2 separate regions of the Homo sapiens genome follow, and region 2 is linked to region 1. A link is an interaction called in ENCODE POLR2A ChIA-PET data of the cell type or tissue named here. Cell type or tissue: PC-9. All regions are shown on one strand. Each heading gives the region's core, and the rest is flanking DNA. Links, peaks and the distances in the headings are about the cores only. Region 1 has its middle 11 kb from the start of SP3. Region 2 holds the start of LINC01960 (long intergenic non-protein coding RNA 1960).

Region 1 (11,208 bases), core at 1,301-3,800:
GCTGGAGGCAAAAGAGAATGATTCAAATATACTAAGTTTCCCAGCTTTTAGTAACTGGAAAGATGAACTGAAGTAAAGGATCTTAAAAGGGCATGAGTAAGTGGTGGGCCATTATGAGTTTGTTCTTAGATGTGCTGAGCTGGAGGTGCTAGCAGGACTTCCATGAGATGGATAGCCAACAGACTGTTGTCAAATTGAGTTTAGAGCCACAGAGAGAAGCAAGGGCAGGCTTGGGTTTGGGGACTCTTACCATCTTCACAGGCCTTTGTCCATTTGTCTTCAAACATAGCTATGTTTGAAGATAAACATTCCTTCCTATCTTTAAAAATCCTCCATGTGACTGTGGTTGTCCCTAGCTACTATCTTTTTTCTTTCCTCCCTTTCCTTGTCCAAAGTCTCAGTAACTTGCTGTCTTCCTACTGCCTTCCTAATATAATTCTACACCCAATTTCAGCATTTGACACTGTAAATATTTCCTTCTTAACACTCTCCCCTCCCTTGAACATTATCAGCTTTCTGGTTTTCTCTCAAATATATATTTCTCTGTATCTTTACAGTGCAGTCCCATAAAAAGCTACCTGTGGTGATGGAAATATTCTTTGTGTGCACTGCCTATTACCATAGCCACTAACCACATGTGACCATTAGGAACTTGGAAATGTGGCTAGTATGACTGAAGAACTGAAGGTTTTTTTATTTTAATTAAAGTTAAATGTGAATGGCCACATGTGGCTAGTGGCTATCAGACAGTGCTGCTTTAGGGTTTCTTTTGTTTTTGGTTCCCCGAGCTTTTCTTCAGAAGCTGGAAACACAGCATTCTGCAATGTCAGCCCTCATCTCCAAACTCACTCCCAAATCTCTATCTCCTGTCACCTGAGTTCTTGTTCTATATCCTTTTTTTTTTTTTTAAAGACAAAATTTCACTCTTGTCGCCCAGGGTGGAGTGCACTGGCATGATCTCAGCTCACTGCAACCTCCACCTCCTGGGTTCAAGCGATTCTCCTGCCTCAGCCTCCGGAGTAGCTGGGACCACAGGTGCACGCCACCATGCCCAGCTAATTTTTTTTGCATTTTTAGTAGAGACGGGGTTTCGTCATGTTGCCTAGGCTGGTCTCAAACTCCTGACTGCAAATGATCCACCCGCCTCGGCCTCCCAAAGTGCTGGGATTACAGGTGTGAGCCGCTGCACCCGGCCATGTTCTATATGTTTAAGCACTGTGAATTCCTCTTGAATGTCTCACTTTCACCTCAAACTCAGAATGTTCAAAACTAAACTCATAACTTTCTCTACACAACCAGCTCCTCCTCCCCTCTGATGCTTCTGTCTGTGACAGTGAGGCCATCATTCTCTCAGAAGCCCATACGGGAAATTACCTTTGACACATCTCCTCCCTTCCCTCTCCCATAGGCAGCCACTTACCAGATGCTGCCTGCCAAGTTTTCCTGCAGACACTCTCAGCTACCTGTTCATTGAAATCACATTTATTGAACCCTGCTCTACAAGATGCTGCATGGTCCCTATCCTCAAGGAGTGGATATCCAGTTAAGAAACAAAATATAGGGCTGGGCACGGTGGCTCACACCGGTAATCCCAGCACCTTGGGAGGCCAAGGCGGGTGGATTGGGAGGCCGAGGCAGATGGATCACGAGGTCAAGAGATGGAGACCGTATTGGCTAACACAGTGAAACCCCGTCTCTACTAAAAATACAAAAAAATTAGCTGGGCATGGTGGCGGGCACCTGTAGTCCCAGCTACTCAGGAGGCTGAGGCAGGAGAATGGCATGAACCTGGGAGGCGGAGCCTACAGTGAGCCGAGATCGTGTCACTGCACTCCAGCCTGGGCGACAGAGAGAGACTCAAAAAAAAAAAAAAGAAAATATAGGCCAGGCACAGTGATGCATGCCTCCCAGCACTTTGGGAGGCAAAGGCAGGAGGAACACTTGAGCCCAGGAGTTCAAGGCTAGCCTAGGCAACATACTGAGACCTCAACTCTACAAAATTTTTTTTTTAATTAGCCAGACATGGGGGTGCATGCCTGCAGTCCTAGCTACTTGGGAGGCTGCGATGGGAGGATTCCTTGAGCTCAGGAGGTCAAGGCTGCAGTGAGCCATGATTGCACCACTGCCCTCCATCCTGGGCCACAGAGCAAGTAGCAAAATGTAAACATACACAAATTCAAATAATAGAGAAGAGAAATAACAAAGCCTACAATACATCAGATGCTTTGCCAAAGGACTGCCTTCCGAATTCAGAAATCACTGGGGGGTCAGTCAGCTCCTTCTGGAAGGGATCAAAGCATGCTTTGCCCTGGCCCACTTCTGCTGCCCTAGACAGGCCTCCAGACTTTCCTGCTCCTTTCTGTTCTATATCTACCATCAAATTAATCTTCCTTAACCTGGCTCAAAAAACCTGAGTGATTCAAATGATCTAATGCATATCAGGTCATCTCTCCCAACTCCTCACTGTCCTGTAGTCACTCTAACCACAAAGTTTACTGGCCCTCTGCCACCAGGATTTTCCTTCTCCCCTCCCCATGCTTCAGTTCAAGTCTTAACCTCTTTCCATAAAGCCACTGCTGGCCAGGCGTGGTGGCTCACACCTATAATCTCAACACTTTGGAATTCAAGACCGGCCTTAGCATCGTGGCAAAACCCCATCTCTACAAAAAAATGCAAAAATTAGCTGGGCATAGTGGTGTGCACCTGTAGTCCCAGCTACTCTGGAGGTTAAGGCAGGAGGATCAACTGAGCCCAGGGAGGTCAAGGCTGCAGTGAGCTTTGATTGTGCCACTGCACCCCAGCCTTGGTGACAGAGACCGTGTCTCAAAAATAAAAATTTAAAAAGCCACTGCTTCCAGCTATTGGTCATTCCCTCATCTCTAACTTTCCATTAACCTTAGAGTATACCCCTTAATATTACTCTTAATTCATGATTTAGTATTGTCACCATGATTTAAATGATAAGCACTTTGTGCACAAGCATTATCTTACTCTTTCTATGGTTCTTAAGCAGTGATTTCCAAGGAAGGAGAGGTATCATTTGAAAACAAAACAGCTCTTTGTCCCATAGGGATGTTTTTAAAAGCTATAACACTTAACTTACTGGAATTTCAAATATTAAAGGAAAATGTGAGACTTTTATGTTTTATCAAAAGAGGCATGTTGTATAATGAAAGAGTTAGGAGACAATTTTTCAGTGTTGAGCAAATAGAAGATAATTAATAGATATCTGTTGAACAATACATTGATTTCAACAAGCCATGAATTTGGATTCTTTTAGGATTAAACATTCAGACTTCTTATTTTAATGGAGAAACTGTTAGTAATATGACCTGCTGATTATAAAGGGGCCAAAAAACTGGTACTCACCAGCTGAACCAACTATTAAAAACGTAAGGATATGTTTGAATGTTTTTGTTATGAACCATTTGATATATAAAATGTGCGCAATGTATACATAAATTATAAAACAATAATAGATGGTGAAGTCACCTAATTTAAGAGATTTCTGGAACTGATTAACACCTATAATTTTTTTTTTTTTTTTGAGACGGAGTTTCACTCTTGTTGCCCAGGCTAGAGTGCAATGGTACAATCTTGGCTCACCACAACCTCTGCCTCCCGGGTTCAAGCGATTCTCCTGCCTCAGCCTCCCGAGTAGCTGGGATTACAGGCATGCGCCACCACACCCGACTAATTTTGTATTTTTAGTAGAGACAGGGTTTCTCCATGTTGGTTAGGCTGGTTTCAAACTCCCGACCTCAGGTGATCTGCCCACCTCAGCCTCCCAAAGTGCTGGGATTACAGGTGTGAGCCACCGCACCTGGCCAACACCCATAATTTAAAGGTTCTGTTACCTTTAACAGCAAATGACTTTATTTTTGCTCTAATTACATATATTTCACTGAGTTATTTTCTTAGTCTAGTATATTAAAACTGTGGCATTTCTTGGCCAGGCGCGGTGGCTCACGCCTGTAATCTCAGCACTTTGGAAGGCTGAGGTGGGTGAATCACCTGATGTCAGGGGTTCAAGACCAGCCTTACCAACGTGGTGAAACCCTGTCTCTACGGAAAATACAAAAGTGAGCCAGGTGTGGTGGTGTGCGCCTGTAATCTCAGCTACTCGGGAGGCTGAGGCAGGAGAATTGCTCAAACCTGGGAGGTGGAGGTTGCAGTGAGCCAAGATCACCCCATTGCATTCCAGCCTGGGCAACAAGAGTGAAACTCCGTCTCAAAAAAAAAGCATTTCTTTAAATTCTATAGTCAATATTCCTGTCTTACTCATTGCATTGGAATTATTTTGTTTCTGGCATGCTTGCTAACTCATGAGTTTGTACTTTTTTACTCTATTTTGAATATTCTGATTTCACATTACTGAGATAATCTTTCTTTCTTTCTTTCTTTTTTTTGAGACAAGGTCTCACTGTGTCTCCCAGGCTAGAGTGCAGTGGTGCCATCTTGGCTCACTGCAACCTCCACCTCCTAATCTCAAGCGATCCTCCTTCTTCAGCCCCCCAAGTAGCTGGGACTACAAGCATGAGCCACCATATCCGGCTAATTTTTGTATTTTTTGTAGAGATGGGGTTTCACCACATCGTTGCTCAGGCTGGTCTCGAACTTCTGAGCTCAAGCAATCCACCTGCCTCCACCTCCCAAAGTGTTAGGATTACAGACGTAAGCCACCGAGCCCAGCCTACCATGAGATAATCTTTCTACTTCATATTTCCTCCACACTGAATTGAATAAGCCACTTATCTGCTTATGTCCCTAGTCTACTCAAGTCATTTCATTCCTTCTTTGTATTGACTGACCCTCCCTCTAGTTTTGTATAACAAGCTTACTGCATGTTACTTCTTCCAAATCACTGACATATAAAAATGAACAAAGTTGGTCCTAATATTGATCCCTGGAGCGTTGTAACCCATCCATTCCAAACTATTCCACACTTTGATATCAAAGTCATTGTTTACTTAAGTAGTTCATCCCTATACTACTTATCTAACTTCTAGATTAGTTGTTTGTCTGGTATTCTTTTCATGGTATTTTATCCTAAAATACAAGTAATTGGTTCATGGCTTCCCTCAGCTGATATTTGTTATTAGACCCAGAAGTTATTTCATATCACTGAGGCAGATAAGATGTGAATCCATGCTGACTCTTTTTAAATTAAATCATAACTTTCTGATATTTCCATTTGCTGATTTCCTACAAAATTTACCAATGTCATCTTCTCTACAGAATTTAATACTTCTGAATCTCATGCTCAAGAGAAAAAGGGATATTTAGGGAATGAACAATAATTTAATGAGGGTTTTACTTATTAAAACTGACATAGACCTAGTCAAAGATAAAGTATTTCAAGTCACTTTTCTCCTTATTGATGAATTTAAACATCTATTAAGAATCAAGAAGCAGGCTAAGCATGGTGGCTCGTGTTTATAATCTCGGCACTTTGAGAGGCTGAAATGGGTGGATCATTTGAGTCTAGGAATTCATGACCAGCCTGGACAACATAGGGAGATGCTGTCTCTACAAAAAATAAAAAATTAGCTGGGTGTGGTTGCACCCGTGGTGGCATGCACCTGTGATCCTAGCTACTCTCGATGCTGAGGTAGGAGGATTGCTTGAGTCCAGGAGGTTAAGACTGCAGCAAGCCGTGATCGAACCACTGCACTCCAGCCTGGTCAACAGAGCAAGACCTTGTCTCAAAAAACAAACCAAAAAAAAAAAAATCAAGAAGAAACTATTCGCATTACAATAGTGAAAATGTATCAGAGTAGTCAAAATTCACAGAACTGTATACCTAAATAGGGTGAATTTTACTATATGTAAATTATACCTTATTTTATAAATAGAAAAAAGTAAATAGAATCTTCATTTTATGTTTGTTTTGTTTTTTTTTGAGACAGTGTCTCACTTTGTCACCCAGGCTGGAGTGAAGTGGCGCCATCTTGGCTCACTGCAACCTCTGCCTCCAGGGTTCAAGTGTTTCTCCTGCCTCAGCCTCCAGAGTAGCTGGGATTACAGGCACCCGCTACCACGCCCGGCTAATTTTTGTATTTTTAGTAGAGATGGGGTTTTGCCACGTTGGCCAGGCTGGTCTAGAACTCCTGACCTCAGGTAATCCAGCCACCTTGGCCTCCCAAAGTGCTGGGATTACAGGTGTGAGCCACCACGCCTAGCCAGAAGCTTCATTTAAAAAAAAAAAAAAAAAAAACTAGTAAATACGGAAAGTGAAACTCTGTGAGAATAGCACAGGGGATGGTTCAGGCTCCTATACCTGGGGGGTTTAACATAGACTAATTTAATTGTGGAAACTTTTTTGAAGAGGAGATGGAAGTATATGAAAAAAGGCTTAGAAATGAATATTTTGAAAGAAAGAAATCCATGGATAAACAGTGGAATGGCAAGAAATGCACATGTTAGGCCTAGGCCGGGCGCAGTGGCTGACACCTGTAATCCCAGCACTTTGGGAGGCCAAGGTGGGCGGATCACCTGAGGTCAGGAGTTCCAGACCAGCCTGGCCAACATGATGAAACCCTGTCTCTACTAAAAATACAAAAATTAGTCAGGTGTGGTGGTGCATGCCTGTAATCCCAGCTACTTGGGAGGCTGAGGCAGAAGAATCGCTTAAACCCAGGAGGCGGAGATTGCAGTGAGCCAAGATGACACCACTGCACTCCAGCCTGGATGACAGAGCGACACTCTGTCTCAAAAAAAAAAGAAAGAAAGAAAAGAAATGCACACTTTTAAAAGTGTGTTTAATGTATGCTAAAAGTAAATGCATAAAAAGGCCAAATGAATAAACCCACAGAGTTCCTCACAAACACATATATTTCTGCAAATATAACAGCAAGATTATAGAAAGAAAAATGGTATATATAAACACACACACACACATATATATATCTGTTTTGTACACTTGAAAGCAGGAACCATCAAAAAACTTTGCACCTAGTAGGACTTTAATAAATTATTTGACTAAAGTGATATTTAACTTCTTTAGGCCTATTATCTCATTATTAGTCAGCTATTCCTAACTTGTTTTTAATTTGTCTTATTATTTTTAATAAACTTTTTATTTTGGAATGCTTTTAGATTTACAAAAACAGTTACAAAGATAATATAGAATTCCCATATACCTCTAATCCAATTGTTAGATTAGAGCCAATCATTCCAGTTTGCACAGACTGTCCTGGTTTTAGCACTGAGAGTCCCACATCCCAAGAAACCCCTCTTCCACACAAACTGGAATGGTTAGTCACCCTACAATGTTAGTATCTTACCTTACCATGGTATATTTGTCAAAACTAAGAAACCAACAGAGTGCATTATTACTAAACTCCAGACTTCATTTGGATTTCATTAGTTTTTCCAGTAACATCCTTTTTCTATTATAGGATCTAATTCAGGATACCACATTCATGTGTTTAGTCGGCATGTCTTAGTGTTCTCTAGCCTGTGACTCTTTCTCAGTCTTTCCTTGTTTCTTATGACTTTAACTCTTTTAAGGAGTACAGTAGCCACCCTTATCTGTGAGGGCCATTCCAAGACCCCCAGTAGGTGCCTGAAACCTCAGCTAGTACTGAACCCAATTGCCATCAATCGGAACACGTTTTTGTTCATGTCTTCCACCCACAAACTTAATGCCTTTTGCATCTTAACTAGCATGTATCACGCACAGTGTCCATAAATTTTGCAATCTGAGGTGTGATGGCAAAACTAGCAGGAATTTCTTTTTCCTTCATCATAAGTTCACAGATAGAAGGTTTGTTCTTGTCTTAGATCTCAGCAACCCCAGCATATGATTTTTTTTCTTTTTCTGTTGAGTTGAGAAGGTTCACCTTTTCATTTAAAGAAGGCACTTTATGGCTTCTCCTTGGCATATCTGAATTGCCAGCATCACTACTCTTGGTGCTTTGGGACCATTATGAGGTCAATAAGAGTGACTTGAAGGCCAGGCGCAGTGGCTCACGCCTGTAATCCCAGCACTTTGGGAGGCCAAGGCGGGTGGATCACGAGATCAGGAGATCGAGACCATCCTGGCCAACATGGTGAAACCCCATCTCTACTAAAAATACAAAAAAAAAAAAAAAAAATTAGCTGGGCGTGGTGGCCCGTGCCTGTAATTCCAGCTACTCGGGAAGCTGAGGCAGGAGAATCCCTTGAACCAGGCAATCAGAGGTTGCAGTGAGCAGAGATCTCGCCACTGTACTCCAGCCTGGCAACAGAGCAAGATTCCATCTAAAAAAAAAAAAAAAAAAAGAGTGACTTGAACACAAGCACTGTGGTACTGTGACAGAATCCATGAAAGGGCTACTGAGTGACTAACAGGTGGGTAGGATTGACAGTGTGGATCTGCTGAACAAAAGGATGATTCACATCTGGGTGAGATGGTGTGGGATGGCCTGAGATTTCATCAAGCTACTGAGAACAGCACACAATTTAAAAGTGTAATTTTTTTATTTCTGGAATTTTCCATTCAATATTTTTTGCCACAATTTGCTGAAGGTAACTAAAACCACAGAAAGTAGAACTGTTGATAAGGAGGTGCTATTGTACTTACTGGTAACGTATTTTGTGGAATGTCCCTCAATTTGTGTTTGATGTTTTTCTGACATGTAGACTGGTCTTATGGGGCTTGAGGTCCTAATTTTATTTATTTATGTATTTACTCATTCATTCATTCACTTTTAGAACCGAGGTCTTGCTATGTTGCTCAGGCTGGAGTGCAGTGGCTATTCACAGGTGCAAACATAGCAGCTTCAAAACTTCTGAGTTCAAGCCATCCTCCCATTTCACGCTCCTGCATAGCTGGGACTACAGGTGCCCACCACCTCATCAGGCTCTTATTTATTTATTTATTTTTATTTTGTTTGTTGTTTTTTTTTGAGATGGGGTCTTGCTCTGTTGCCCAGGCTGGAGTGCAGTGGTGTAATCATGGCTCACTGCAGCCTCAACCTCCCAGGCTCAATTGATCCCCCCACATCACCCCCCCAGGTAGCTGGGACTACAGGTACATGCCACCACACCTGGCTAATTTTTGTATTTATTATAAGTGTGTAAATTTACCAGTTTATACACTCGCAAACAATTTATAAAAGTACTCATTTCTCCACACACTTAGTTTTCATTTTTATTTTTAATCTTTGCCAATTGGATCATCAAAACTATGGTGCTTTTTAAAGTTTCATTTCTTTGATTACTGGTGAGAGTGAGCATTTTTACATGGTTAGTGCCATTCGTATTATTCTATGAGTTTCTTGTTTATACCCTTTATCCAATTTTCTATTGAGACATTCATCATTTTCTTTTGATTAGAAAGTGCACATTAATGATGTTAAACGTTTTCTCTCAATAGATTTCCAATTTTTTTCCAGATTTTCATTTGTGTTTTAATAATGTCTTGATATTCAGAGGTGTGAACCACTCTCATTTGTTTTCTGCCTTTGGATGTTGTTTTTGTTTTTCGATTTGGTGTTGGTTTGATTTTAATATGGAGCTCAGTTCTGAATCCTGCTTGTTCCCAGGCAGCTCACATGAGTCTTCAAAACCTGCAGCACAGCAATCTCATCACATATGGACAGTGCTCTCCTTCCTAGTGAGGCAATACCCCTGAGTCCTCACAGCCCCAAGCTTTAGGAGATAAAAAAGAAACAAAAACAAATTCAAAAACACACTGCCCTGAAAGCTGCCAAATTCAGGCTGCCATTGACCTCCAAGGAAATAAATTCCAAAGATAGTAATAACCACAGTAAAAAAAAAAAAAATATTTTAACATAATTCAGCTCCAAAACCCCAAAACAGACTGTTGTAAAGGCTTTGGTACAGTAGAGAATAGGGGTTCCCAGCATCCTCTGTGAGCATCCCTGCCATCGAGTCTTTCCCTACAGCTTCGGCTGTCTCTGAACAGGAAACAGGAGCCTGGACTCTTAAGTCCTGCTCAGGGAGGCCAGGATTTCTCTTTCCTGTTTCCCATTCTCTTTGCCTCCATTTTAGAACTTTTAAGGTCCTGACAATTTCAGAACAGATGTCAGGACTGAAAGTTATTAGAAAGAACCAGAAAGGGGTGGGAGGAGGGAGAGCATCAGGAACAATAGCTAATGGATGCTGGGCTTAATACCTGGGTGATGGGATGATCTGTGCAGCAAACCACCATGACACACGTTTACCTATGTAACAAACCTGCATATAGACCCCTGAACTTAAAAGTTAGAAATAAAAAAAAAATTACTCCTAAGTATTTTATTATAGTGAGGCTTGATACCTTGTGGAGAAGGTCCTCCCTTCTTATCTGTTTTTTAAATTTATTTTCAGACAGAGTCTTTTTCTGTTGTCCAAGCTGGAGTGCAGTGACATGATCACAGCTCACTGCAGCCTTGACTTCCTAGGCTCAAGTGATCCTCCCACTTCTGCCTCCCAAAGTGCTAGGATTACAGGCATAAGCCACTGAACCCAGCTGTTATTCTTTTTATTCAAGAATGTCTTGGGTGGTGGTGGTTGTTGTTGTTGTTGTTGTTGTTGTTGTTGTTTTGAAATTTGCTCTTACATGTACATTTTAGAGCCAGTTGTCAGGCTCCATGAAAAATGTAGAATTTTCATTAGCATTGTTACTAGATCTATAGATCAATTTTGAAAGAATTCACATCTTTATTATATTGTGTATTTCTAGCCATGAAGATAGGGTATGTATTATTTAGATTTTCATAATGTCTTGCAATAAAGTTTCATAATTTTCTGCCAAAAAAAAGAGAAAGAACCGGCGGCTCACGCCTGTAATCCCAACACTTTGGGAGGCCGAGGCGGGTGGATCATGAGGTCAGGAGTTCAAGACCAGCCAGGCCAAGATGGTGAAATCCTATCTCTACTAAAAATACAAAAATTAGCCAGGCACGGTGGCAGGCACCTGTAATCCCAGCTACTTGGGAGGCTGAGGCAGGAGAATCGCTTGAACCTGGGAGGCGGAGGTTGCATGAGCCGAGATCACGCCACTGCACTGTAGCCTGGGTGACAGAGCAAGACTCCGTCTCAAAAAAAAAAGAGAAAGAACCAGAAACATTAAAAGATTAAAAAAGCCTTGTGCCTTCTCTTTCCCCCCACTCCTCTTAATGAAAACATTTAAGACAGCAAAAGCTTTACATTAAATTTAGGCAAGGAAAAATAAATAAATAAATAAAACTTGAGGCAAAAAGCAGGCCTAGTTCACAG
Region 2 (11,208 bases), core at 5,368-7,867, 58 kb after region 1:
GACCGAAACACTGAATTTTAAATGATAATCTACAGAGCTACCTGTGGCTAATGGCTACAGCCTCCTCTCTAAGGGGATCTCCTGCACTTAGGCAATTTCCTAGCTATTCAAGTCTATTCCGCCCCAATAGGGGTTAAGAAAGTTGCTCAAGGCTGAGGCAGGGAAAGTAACTAAATCACTTTAGCTGTTTCCCTCACCCTAGGGAACTGGGCTGCTGAGTTTTCTGGCTTGTCTCTGGGCAGGCAAGCTCGGGAATGTGTGCCTTGCTTTGGGATATTTGCATTTTAATTTCGCTGCAAACTTTGTTTCTTGGATAACTGTGCTTACCAGGCCCTTAAAAACTTGCAGCTTTATAAGAGCGCTGGCCCCAAGCCAGGGGAGTCTCCAGCTGCTGACTGATCCTGCCTGGAAAGTCAACTTGGAAGAGCCACAAATGTCCTAATCCTCTTCCAAACCGCCTAAGTAGGTTTATCCAGTGACCTGTAAAACCAAATTAGTAAAGGGACACTTTAATTCCAGCTCGTTAGAGAGCTTCTAAAATCGTTGAGAAAGCCAACACAGCAAATTCTGCGCTGGGGGGCTGAGAAATGCATCCCATTTTCAAAAGAAGATGTCCTTGCTTTCTCGTGGTTTCTCTCACCCACGCAGTTCAACACACAGAAAACCTTCTCTGTGGCTTTCACAGGGATCTCCAGGGAAGGTGGGAAGCCGTTCTTGAGAACGAGAAAAATACGGTGGCCCAGCAAGGTCAACTAATTTTCCCCAAGTTCTGCCACGTCCAGTCCCAGCTCTGGTCTCCTGACTCTGGCAGGGGGAACATTTGCACTGTTCTTGTTCCTTACCCCAGGAGCTGGCCTATTGCACAACCTCAGGAAACAGCCCCTATGCAATCCTGGCCCACAGAGCGGACATGTTCTGGTTTTTATTCAGCAGCTTTTTTATGAAGTGTGTTTTCCTTTCCCATCATGTCATCTGGAAGCAATTCCTCCCAACAGCTGGATTTGCTTTCACAATTGGTAAACACCGCGAATGGAAGGCCGGGGACGATGCGGAGCTCCCCGGAGGAGCCTTGTCCCCACCCGCTTGGCTCGCGTTCTGAAGCTTATCGCGGGTGCCTGCACAAGCCTCATCAAAATCGAGGGCGTCCTCCAGCAGGCGACCCACATTGCATTCCCCGCTTAAGAGGGTCAACGTGTTCTTCGGGGGAGAAATTTTCTGAATGCTTTGCAGATAAAATTGATCAGATGCAGGCCAGATTGCCAGCTGCCGGGGCCGCGTGCGCCTGTGGAGGCCCCACCAGCGCGGGGCACCAGCGCCTCGGGGTCCGGGGGAGGCCTCTCTCTGCACCGCCGCCACCAAAGCCAGTAAGAGAGGGCAAAACCCCAAAGAGCACTGACTGGGCCGTCAAGGAAGATGAATGTCTCCCCAAAAGTGCTCCTCGGGGACAAGTTTCCACGCAGATGCAACCGGGAACGCCGGCCAGGCTCCGGAAGGCGAGGCCCCAGAGCGCAGCGGCCTCCAAGCGCGGGCTCAGCCTGTCGCCTCCGCAGCCAGGGCCCAGGAGGCCGCTCTTCCGGGGTCACCAACACGGCTCGTTCTGAGCCTAGAGGCCCAGGGCACAGTGTGAGCCGGAATACGGTGTAGGGGACACAGCTCAGGCCCCAGGCACTCCCTCCTGTCGCAGAAGAAATGCTGTTCTTTGATCAATGTTTCTAATGTGGGGAAACCAGCCGAGCACGTGGCTGAACTCTCGGAGGGAGCACGGGGTGCTGGTGAGCCCCCGCTCTGATGCACAGAGACGCTGCTGGCCAGGCTGGGGTGGGTTGCAAAGGCTTCCTTCCATGCACCACCAACCCTGTGGGCAGCCAGGGCCTAGCTCTCATGAAGGGGCCTTCCCAGGGCAAAGTGGGCCTCTGACTGCAACGTTCTCTGGGCAGAGATAGGCATCCTTCCCACTGCACAAACAAAAGGAGACCGTCAAGGGGAGAGGCTCACCAGAGGACCCTGGTGAGGGCGACGCCCAACTCCTCAGCACAAGGCTGTGCTTCTTCCATGGAGCCCGTTTGCCTGGGCCCAGCGCGTGCGGAGTGCGTTCCTTCTCGCTCCCTCTGTCCTGTGGGCCCTCCTCTCTCTCCCTCCAGCCTGGTGGAAGCTTTATTCTCGTCGGGGGCCAGAGGACAGAAACTACATCATACATTTTCCCGTGCGTCATGTTATCTTGCCTGGAATTTTGAAAATCTGTGAGTTTCTGGTTTTTCCATGGCAAGGCTCATTCCTCCAGACCTTAGTCACTCTGCTCTGGCTGCCTGGACTGCTAGAGAGGGGCCTCAGGGCGCACCTGGAGAAATTCACTGGGGCCCAGGTCAGAGGGATGGGTGGGTGAGAGCAACCCCTTCCTTAATAGTTCAAAATGGCCCTCTGGCTTAAAGAGACCGAAGCCACGTAACAACCAAATGCAATGTGTGGGCCGTGTTTGGATCCTGATTCAAACAAACCAACTGGAAGAGGAGATTTGGGGATAATCAGGAAGATTTGAATTGGGACTGCGTAGCAGAAAATAGCAAAGAATTATTGTTAATTTTGATATGTGCGATAATGGTGTGGTAGTTATAGAAGAAAACATGCTTATCTTTTAAATGGTGTATATTAAAGTATTTAAGGGTGAAATATAATGTCTGGAGTTTGTTTTTAAATACAAAGAAAAAAACAAAAGATGAACCAAACATGCTAAGGTGTTAATGGTTAAATCTAGATGATGGCTGGATGGGATTCTTTTATACTATTCTCTCCACTTTTTTTTTTTTTTGGGGGGGACAGAGTTTCACTCTGTCACCCAGGCTGGAGTGCAGTGGTGCAATCTCAGCTCACTGCAACCTCCGCCTCCTGTGTTCAAGCGATTCTCCTGCCTCATGCTCCCGAGTAGCTGGGACTACAGGCGCCCGCCACCACGCCTGGCTAATTTTTGTATTTTTAGTAGAGACAGGGTTTCACCATGTTGGCCAGGCTGGTCTTGAACTCCTGACCTCAGGTGATCCACCCATCTCTGCCTCCCAAAGTGCTGGGATTACAGGTGTGAGTCACTGCACCCAGCCTATTCCCTCCACTTTCATGCACGTTGAACATTTTTTTATAATAAAGAGTTTAAAATATAGGCTCCTCTGGGTGCATTGCCTATGGGGTAGCCCGGCTGTGCAAGGAGTAGTAAATAAATAAATAAAATATGGACAATTTTATCACAAAAACTCACAGAGGAGAACCAAATACACACCTATGCACCTGTTTATGCACGTGTAAATTTACACATTGATTACTCGATTCTGTATTTTGGTCCTTAATCCTCCCAGGTGTCAGCTCTCAGGTATAGCAGGAAAGTGACAAGCAAGGGCAGTCAACAATGACTCCTGGAAGCTTAAACATTTTTTGTTAATATCTACTTATTTATCTATGTATGTATGTATTTTTTTTTTTTACCCTACTTGTCAGCTAATCCTACAAACTTTGACCAGGGGTTGCAGTTCCACCCTGAGCCCCCTCTGCCTGGCAAGAAATGGGAAGGGAGCTTCTCACAGAATCCCAGATCTCAGCAGCTGTTAGGGCTGTGGCTTCCTCCTGCACAGGCTGCATTGCTGCAGGAGCGGTTCAGGGGCCTGTGTGAAGGAAAGTAGGACACAGACCATATGCCACGGAGTCAGGACTCAGTAAAGTTCCTGTTATCACAGCTTTGGATTGCTCCTGCTGCCCTCACCCCTCACATTTCTACACTGTCCCATCAGTGTGCCGTTGTCATCCTGCCCTGACTTTTTCAGGACTTGAATACAGGAATAATCCTATGCCAGTCCCCTTGCTAAACACCAGGTACAGAGAAGGGCAGGATAAAGACTGTCCATCAGGGGCAATGGAGAGGCCTCCTGTTAGAAGAGTTAAAGCAGGGCCTGGCCCTGGCACCAACTTTCATCTCCCCATTCTAGGTTGGTCTGTGACCTTTAGGCTTATCCTGATCCTAGGAAGGATGAGCTTCTTTGCAGTTTTCTTATCTCCTCTTTCTGGCCGGTAACATAGGCTTTTTTTTTTTTTTTTTTTTTTTTAGAAAACGCCTTTTCCCCCCCTGCATTGAAATATGCCAGCTATTCTATTTTCCTTTATGTCCATGAGTAACAGGTAAGTTCCTGATGGACTGGGCCATGTCTTGGCCCTTTCTTGGTACTGACCACAGCACCCAGCCCTCCGGCATGGAAAGGAAGGCCTCACGCATAGAGGTAAAGAATGCTGTTGCTGAGAATCTAATGGAGTGATTGCCAATATGTCATAAGAAAAGACTGCTCTTTCATAAATGAAAAACCATTTTTAAAAATCCTAATTATACTTTATCTGTTTGGCTCAATATTTAATATCCTTACAGTATTTTAAATGGGCTGTCTAATTTTGCTCTTTTTCCTTCCTAATGATTTCTATCTTCGTCTCAATTGTAAGAAGTTAACAAGAACTACAAGTCTTGCCAATAGCATCCACACTTTCAGTTTTAAAATTTCTGCTCGTTTTTTGGTGAGCAATAAGGCTATTGACACCACAGAACAGACAGAGGGCTGACACTGCAGAAACTGAGCATAGTCCCACTGGTGTGCCGTCACGAGACAACTGAGAAGTTTTGCTTGTCCATGGGCACTCGAAAGTCCAAATTCAACCTGCAGAAGGTGATTGAAGAGGGGTAAAGTACAAAGTTTGAAAGTGTGGGTTGTTCATAAGCCAAATATATAGAAGTTGAAAATGTTGTCCAGCCCCACACAGAATGTAAGTACCTTGCAGGCAGGAACATTGTCCATTCTGTACATTGCTGTATCCCAGTGTCTAGAACAGGGGCTGGCTCACAGTAGATGCTCAATACTTACTGAAAGCATCAACTGCCTATGCTTTGGAGTTTTTGTAGACACTTGTCCCATTCTACCTTGTATTACCATTACTGTATTTTATTTCAAGACCAAAAGTTTCTGAAACCAGAAATAAGTCTTCCCTCCTATTACAAGTATCTCATTCATAACTAGGATTCAATAACTCTGTAGTAAATTATCTAATTTAGCCAATGATTAAATAATTTAGAAACAAAGTCCTAAATAGGTCATGAGGAAAGTGATGGCCCATGCGATAGAAATGGACAATTGCCGGAGCCCCTAGAAGGCCTAAAGTAACTGTGTGGCAGGCAAGTAAATTTCCTGCCCCAGAAATCTGGCAAAAGAATTCACTTGAGGATTTAAGTCTCAGAAATAAAGACCCAAGGTAGGAGGCAGAGAAGGGGAGGTCTTTTTCAGGGCCTATAGATTAAGGGTATTTAGATACCAGTTAAGAAAGGGACCAGATGCCAGCCAGGTTTGTGCTTCAGTTTAACCATGTTCCTTGCAAAACTTGCTTATGGGAAGATCAGAAGCTCTGACGATCATTACTGAAGAGGATTCAGAGAAATTATCGCCTACTCCCGGTTGAAGAGAGAACAAGTCGTGGTCTTTTTTTTGGTGTCAACCTCTATTGAAATGTGCTGTTGTCAAATCAAAAAGGGGACAGATTCGGAATTTTACAACTCTGATAAAAGTGAAATAAAAGGAAATCTGTATCATCTTAATCAAAGCATGTGCCACCTGAGTCGGCTCCCCGTCTCGTCCCTTGGCCTTGGTGACTCTCGTGTGCTGGAGGTTAAGGGTTTGTTAAAGAAGATGGGTTTTGATTAAGTGTCACATTTAGTGTGATGTGACATGCTCTTTATCATTGCAAGGGAAGATTGGGGGCCAAGGGGAGCTTTATAGCTAGTTCCCAATATAAATTAGGAGTCTTGGGGAATGGGTGCTTTGCAGTTGGCCTTGATCTTTCAAGGGCCCAATGAATGTGTGTATGTGAGAGTGTGCACGCATGTATGTGTGTGTGTGTTTGGAGAGATAGCAGAAAAGTCAGTTTCCAGGTTCCTGCGCTAATGGGCTGGTTACCCCCTCTTGGAGTTTGACTTGCAATTGTAACACAAGACTCCAGTTCTAAATTTGTCCACATTCTTGATGTACCAGGCAAAGGTCTTCGTACTTTTTACTCCTTTGGAATTTCAGTGTTGCCACTGCACAAATTTGAAGATAGAGAAGCAAGAGGAAGCATTCCGAGTGCTGAATGCCATTTCTAACCAGAGGCCATGGATGATGCCTACCCTGACTTTACCCAGAGAATGAAAACGTACAAATTCCCTTCAAATCTAAGGTGCACAGCACACCTGCAGACCCTGATTCTGGCTTAACTTGGAGCAGGGAGAGCACAGAGAAAGAGGTCACAGGAAACACCCAGAGTGAGCTGGAGTTCTCACGAGGAAGGGGAGGAGGGGATGAGGATTGAGGAATACATCCCAGAAGGACACTTCCACCCAATGGATTCCCCACCTCCAACTTAATCTTCTCCAAATATCACTCGCATGGAGTCTCTTCCCTGCTCGAAATCTTTCAATAGCCCTCCTCTTCCCTCCCATTGCCTACAAATGAAAATCCACACTCTCCATCCTGGTATTCGATGCCTACATCCTGAGCACCACCAAATGAATCTTCTGTTCACTGCCCACAGAGTGACTTACTTGTTCCTGTCTTCAAGCACCCACTCATGTTGCTCCCCTACCTGAAACGCCTTCCCCCTTTCCCTCTCCCATGGAAAGGCCACCCATCTTCCTTAAGATGGAGTCACAGCCCGCTGAGATCACTCCTTTTATTTATTCCAGAAATATGAATTGAGAGCCTACTAAGTGCCCAGAACTGCTCTGGGCACCTGGGATAGGACAGAGGACAAAACAGATAAAGCTGCCTGCCTTTGGGGAGCTTGCAGTATTGCAGAAGGAGGGACTCTGATACTAAATGCTAAACGCAGTACATCAGCAGGATGACTTAGTAGCTGAGGTTGCTATGGAAAAAAGAACAAAACAGAGGAGGGAAAGGGAGACCAGGAGCTTGGGCATTGGGGGCAGAGGCCGGTTGCAGTATTAATAAACATGGACGGGCCCATCTCACTGAGGTGGAAGACTCTAGGGAGGTGAGAAGCCAGCTGAGCAGATGCCTGGGGGAGGAGAGTTCTGGGCAGAGGGAACACCTAGAGTAAGGATGTCCTCTGTCCACACAGAGTTGCCCTGTCCTTAAGAGGGATGGAGCACCCCTCCTTCTCTCCCTCCTCCTCACTTTTCTGCAGGCAGCAGGTCTCTGCAAAAGATGCCTGTGGACAAAGAAGATATAAGAAGATCCATAAGGTTGACACTGAAGGGAAAGGCCTCCAATGTTTGTTGTGGCATTAAGGCAGAGAAATTAGAAGAGTAATGGAGAAGTGCTTAGGTTTTTATTGCTGTGTTCAAAGGTAAGTTTTTTAAACATCAAATTTATAATAGTATTACCTGGCTATTGCCTCTTGATGCGGGAAAAAATGCCAACTACACTTGGGAAATAGACAACACCCCTCTGCTCCTTGAAACAGCTCCTCCTGGCTCAGTTCCTCCCTCCTGCTGACTCACCCATTGCCGTGCGGCTTGTCTTCCGCCCTCATCACTGAGACTTCATCAAAGCTTTCTAATATCCATCTCCCTGGACAGGGTGATGGTCATTACGTGCAGGTCATCTTGCCTTAATGTGGAGTATGGAGCTGAGTCTCTGCTCTTTCACTTCCTCCCTGTGTGACCTTGGGTGAGTTACTCAGCCAGTTTGGGCCTTGATTCACCTATCCATAAAATGGGGTTTATCTTAACATCCTTCTGTGGCTCACTCCATGCAAAGCACTGGGCGTAGGGCCTGGCCCACCGTCAACCGCAAAGAGCGATTGGGTTGTCACTCTGACTCTGACTCCAGGGTTTCAGGCCTCCTGTTGCAGCCGTCTTCCTCTTTTTTTTTTTTTTTTGAGACAGAGTCTTGCTCTGTCACCCAGGCTGGAGTGCAGTGGCGCAATCTCGGCTCACTGCAACCTCCACCTCCCGGGTTCAAGCGATTCTCCTGCCTCACCCTCCTAAGTAGCTGGGACTACAAGCGCCTGCCACCACACCCGGGTAATTTTTTGTATTTTAGTAGAGACGGGGTTTCACCATGTTGGCCAGGCTGGTCTCGAACTCCTGACCTCGTGATCCGCCCGCTTCGGCCTCCCAAAGTGGCAGGATTACAGGCGTGAGCCACTGTGCCTTCTTCTCTTGCTGCTTGTGCTTGCAGTCCCTGCTCCCTCCCACGTTTCTGCCCATCCCATAAGCAGCAGCGAGGTTTCCCAGAACTCTGGCTTCTCTCCCTGCCCACACTTCCTACCTGGCCTCTTCACAGCCACAGCCAGGGCTTCAACCACCCCCATTTATACTAGTGGCCACCACCCCCATTTTCTCTATCCCAGCCCCTAGCCTAAGTTCCAGACTGGTGGATCCACTTCGTGCCGAGTAGCACTCAATCCAAGTCTGTCTAGGCTGATTTCATCTCTACCTCACCCTCGCCTCCTCTTCCTAATCCCTGTATATCATTACCCCCGCTCCCTCCCAGCCTGTCTTTCATTCTTTTAATCATCAACACTCTGGAATGTCTGTAAAGTTAAACAAAGATCCCTGGGATGTGGTCCCTACCCTCAGGGATCTCCCAGGGCAACAGACAGAGGCAGTAATTACAATTCAAAGAAGAAGGTGGCTTGACAAAAGGAAACATAGGCCTTAGGTGAGTGGTAGCAGAGGGGCCTACCTGGCCTAGGGGTTCAGGGGACTTCTCTAAGAGGGCTTGAGGAACCCAGGCAAGAAGTCAACAGGAATGGCCTTGAATACATTCTTATTTTGGAGGTTGCTTATTGCCTCAGGAAAGAAATAAGGACAGGTGGATTGCAGATCTCTCTGGGCCCCAGGCACTCTTACTTGTGGAGACCACGCCCCACCATAGAATAGGCATTAAATTGCATGCCTGTCCCACATCAAGCATAGTTATTCTGTATTGCTGTTTCTGAGAGATCTCTGATAACTTTGCTTTTTAAAGTTATCTGACTACAACGCCCCTAACCCCTGCTAATTTAATATATATTGGCTATGCCTTCTCTCAAGGCCATGAATAGTCAGAAACTCTTGTATAGGAGAAAAACCTAACCTACAAATTGCTGTCAAATGTACTGAAATTTCTATGAAATCAAAAGTTAACAAGGGAGCTGACATAATTTACATTTTGGAGCCATTGAAATATTTGTTAATTTTAATTTTGCACTTTTCTTCTTGTATTTTGGAGCTACCACACCCCCACACCACCCCTTGCTTCCGGGTTTCAAGTCTTTTAGTAGGACCTTGGCAAGTTTGTAGTCCTGGTGATGAGCTTAGGGAGGTTACTGGGTAACTGGGCCATCAGAACCAAGCCTGTGTCCACCAGGATGGAGAGGACAGGCAGGACAGTTGGTATTAAAGAGACATTTAGGAGAGAGACATTTAGGATAAGACTTAGTGAAAGATCAGAGTTGTGCAGAGAGGACTTCGAGTGACTCAGAGTCTGAGTGGCTGGTGGGCCCATTCCCCAAAGACACAATGAAGGAGAAACAAATGGAGGGAAGAGAAATGGTTAATTTGGGGTGGGGCACATTAACTCCAAGACAGGCAATCAGTTTGCCTGAAGGACCCCCAAATGGAGACATCCAGGGGACTTTAGATGGATGGGTCTGGGGATGAGCAGATGCTCTTGGCTTAGGAAGGGCCAGCCCCTGCACTTTGTCCTCTCAACATCCCTTTGGGGTAGGTGCTGCTACCATCTCCACATTATCTCCAGATGAGACTGAGCTGCAGGGAGGTGAAGGAACTCGCCCAAGGCTACACGCAGATGTAGGTGGGGGCACTCTGCCCATACTCTGAGCCACTCAATCTGGGAGATGGGAGGAAGTAGGAGGTGCCCGAAGTCTTGGGAATACAAGTAAAGGTTAAAGTGTACAGAGACAAGAGATGATTCTGAGGGAACACTCACTATTTTAAGAGAGTCTGTGGAGGAGCAGCAACTAGAGAAGGAAGGGGAGACCTGGACAGGGTTGGGTCCTGGATGCCTCTGGGATGCCGGAAGGAGGGTGGCAGAGCCATCATTGTGAGGGGCTGCCACAATGGCACTGGAGGTCCATTTGGCAAATTGAAGCTAAATTAGCAGGGCTCCAACTGAGGTTTGTGGGAGTATTCAAAGGCACCCAAGTAGAGCAGGGATGAGGATGAGAGCTGAAAACTCACCAGCATCCCTCTCCCCAAGCCGGGTACCACTCCCCACCAAGTCCCGTATGAGCCAGAACACAGCAATGGGGTGCAGGTTGGGGGGTAGGCAAACGATAGATGTAGAAGAAGTGTATCAAAGACTTGCCTTTCAAGTTCTTTGGCTGGAAGGAAAGGAGAGTGAAGGTGATGTCTAGAGAAGGAAGCAGAGTTGAACATTTCTCCCTGAACCGAAAGAACCAGCAGACAGGGGAGGATGAACGAATGAACTAGGCACTGCGGTTACCTAGTGACCCAGCAGAAGACTTTCCAACTGAGTCTTCCTTACAAACCACAGAATGTAGAGCTCCATCCTGAACTCCCTACACCTTGCTTCAGTAGGGCCTTCAGGGTTGACAGTTTTTAGTCAGCCCTGCAGAAAGGAGACAGATAATCAGTTTGCTCCTAAATATCACTGGCTCCATTCATCCTGGAATGGCGATATCAGGCACCAAAGCACAGACTGCTGGGACGTGGGGGACCTGGGAGAACCATAGGCAGCACCTTCTGAAACAGAAGAGTCACACACAAGGATGACTCTGAACATTCCCTCTTTCAACAAAGCAATACGGGCTCATTAAATAACATTTGGAAAACACAGGAAAGTTAATTAAAGAAAATATCCCACTCATAGTCCTGTTATCCAAACACTAGTATTACTCATTTTTTAAGATCTTCTGGGGATTTTCTCTGTGTAGGGTTTTTTTTTTTTTTTTAATCTTAGCTGTAGTCATGTCTACAATTTCATATCCTGCTTTTCCTACTTACTATATTGTGTTTTCTTCTGTCATTACTCACTTTAGTTTATTGTAATGAGTGCATAAAATATCATCATGTGAATTTGTCAAAGTTTATTTAACCATTGCCCTAGAGTTGGACATTTAGATTACTTTCAGTGTTTTGATGTTGTCAATTTTTGTTACTATAAATGATATTGCAATGCGTATGTGCACATAAACCATTTTTTGGCATTTAGGGTTATTTCTTTAAGA

What was found. Peaks named below come from ENCODE experiments on the same cell type or tissue, not always from the same donor. Only the 100,000 strongest peaks of a DNase experiment are listed, where the experiment ranks them.
Region 2: POLR2A ChIA-PET joins it to region 1 with 5 read pairs; 18 of 35 experiments call an interaction of 5 or more read pairs at or near these places.

What each region holds. Positions count from the first base shown.
Region 1 is chr2:173,970,288-173,981,495 of GRCh38, forward strand. No RefSeq gene overlaps it. Among named protein-coding and RNA genes, the nearest start is that of SP3, 11 kb to the left of the region's middle. In PC-9, for the core only: no CTCF peak of the experiment used is centred there; a DNase peak (open chromatin) is centred at 2,564; H3K27ac peaks cover 1,270 bases.
Region 2 is chr2:174,024,492-174,035,699 of GRCh38, forward strand. LINC01960 (long intergenic non-protein coding RNA 1960) reads left to right here and starts at 789. Exons shown (of 1, transcript NR_136175.1): 1 at 789-2,667. RefSeq lists an enhancer at 1-451. In PC-9, for the core only: no CTCF peak of the experiment used is centred there; no DNase peak of the experiment used is centred there.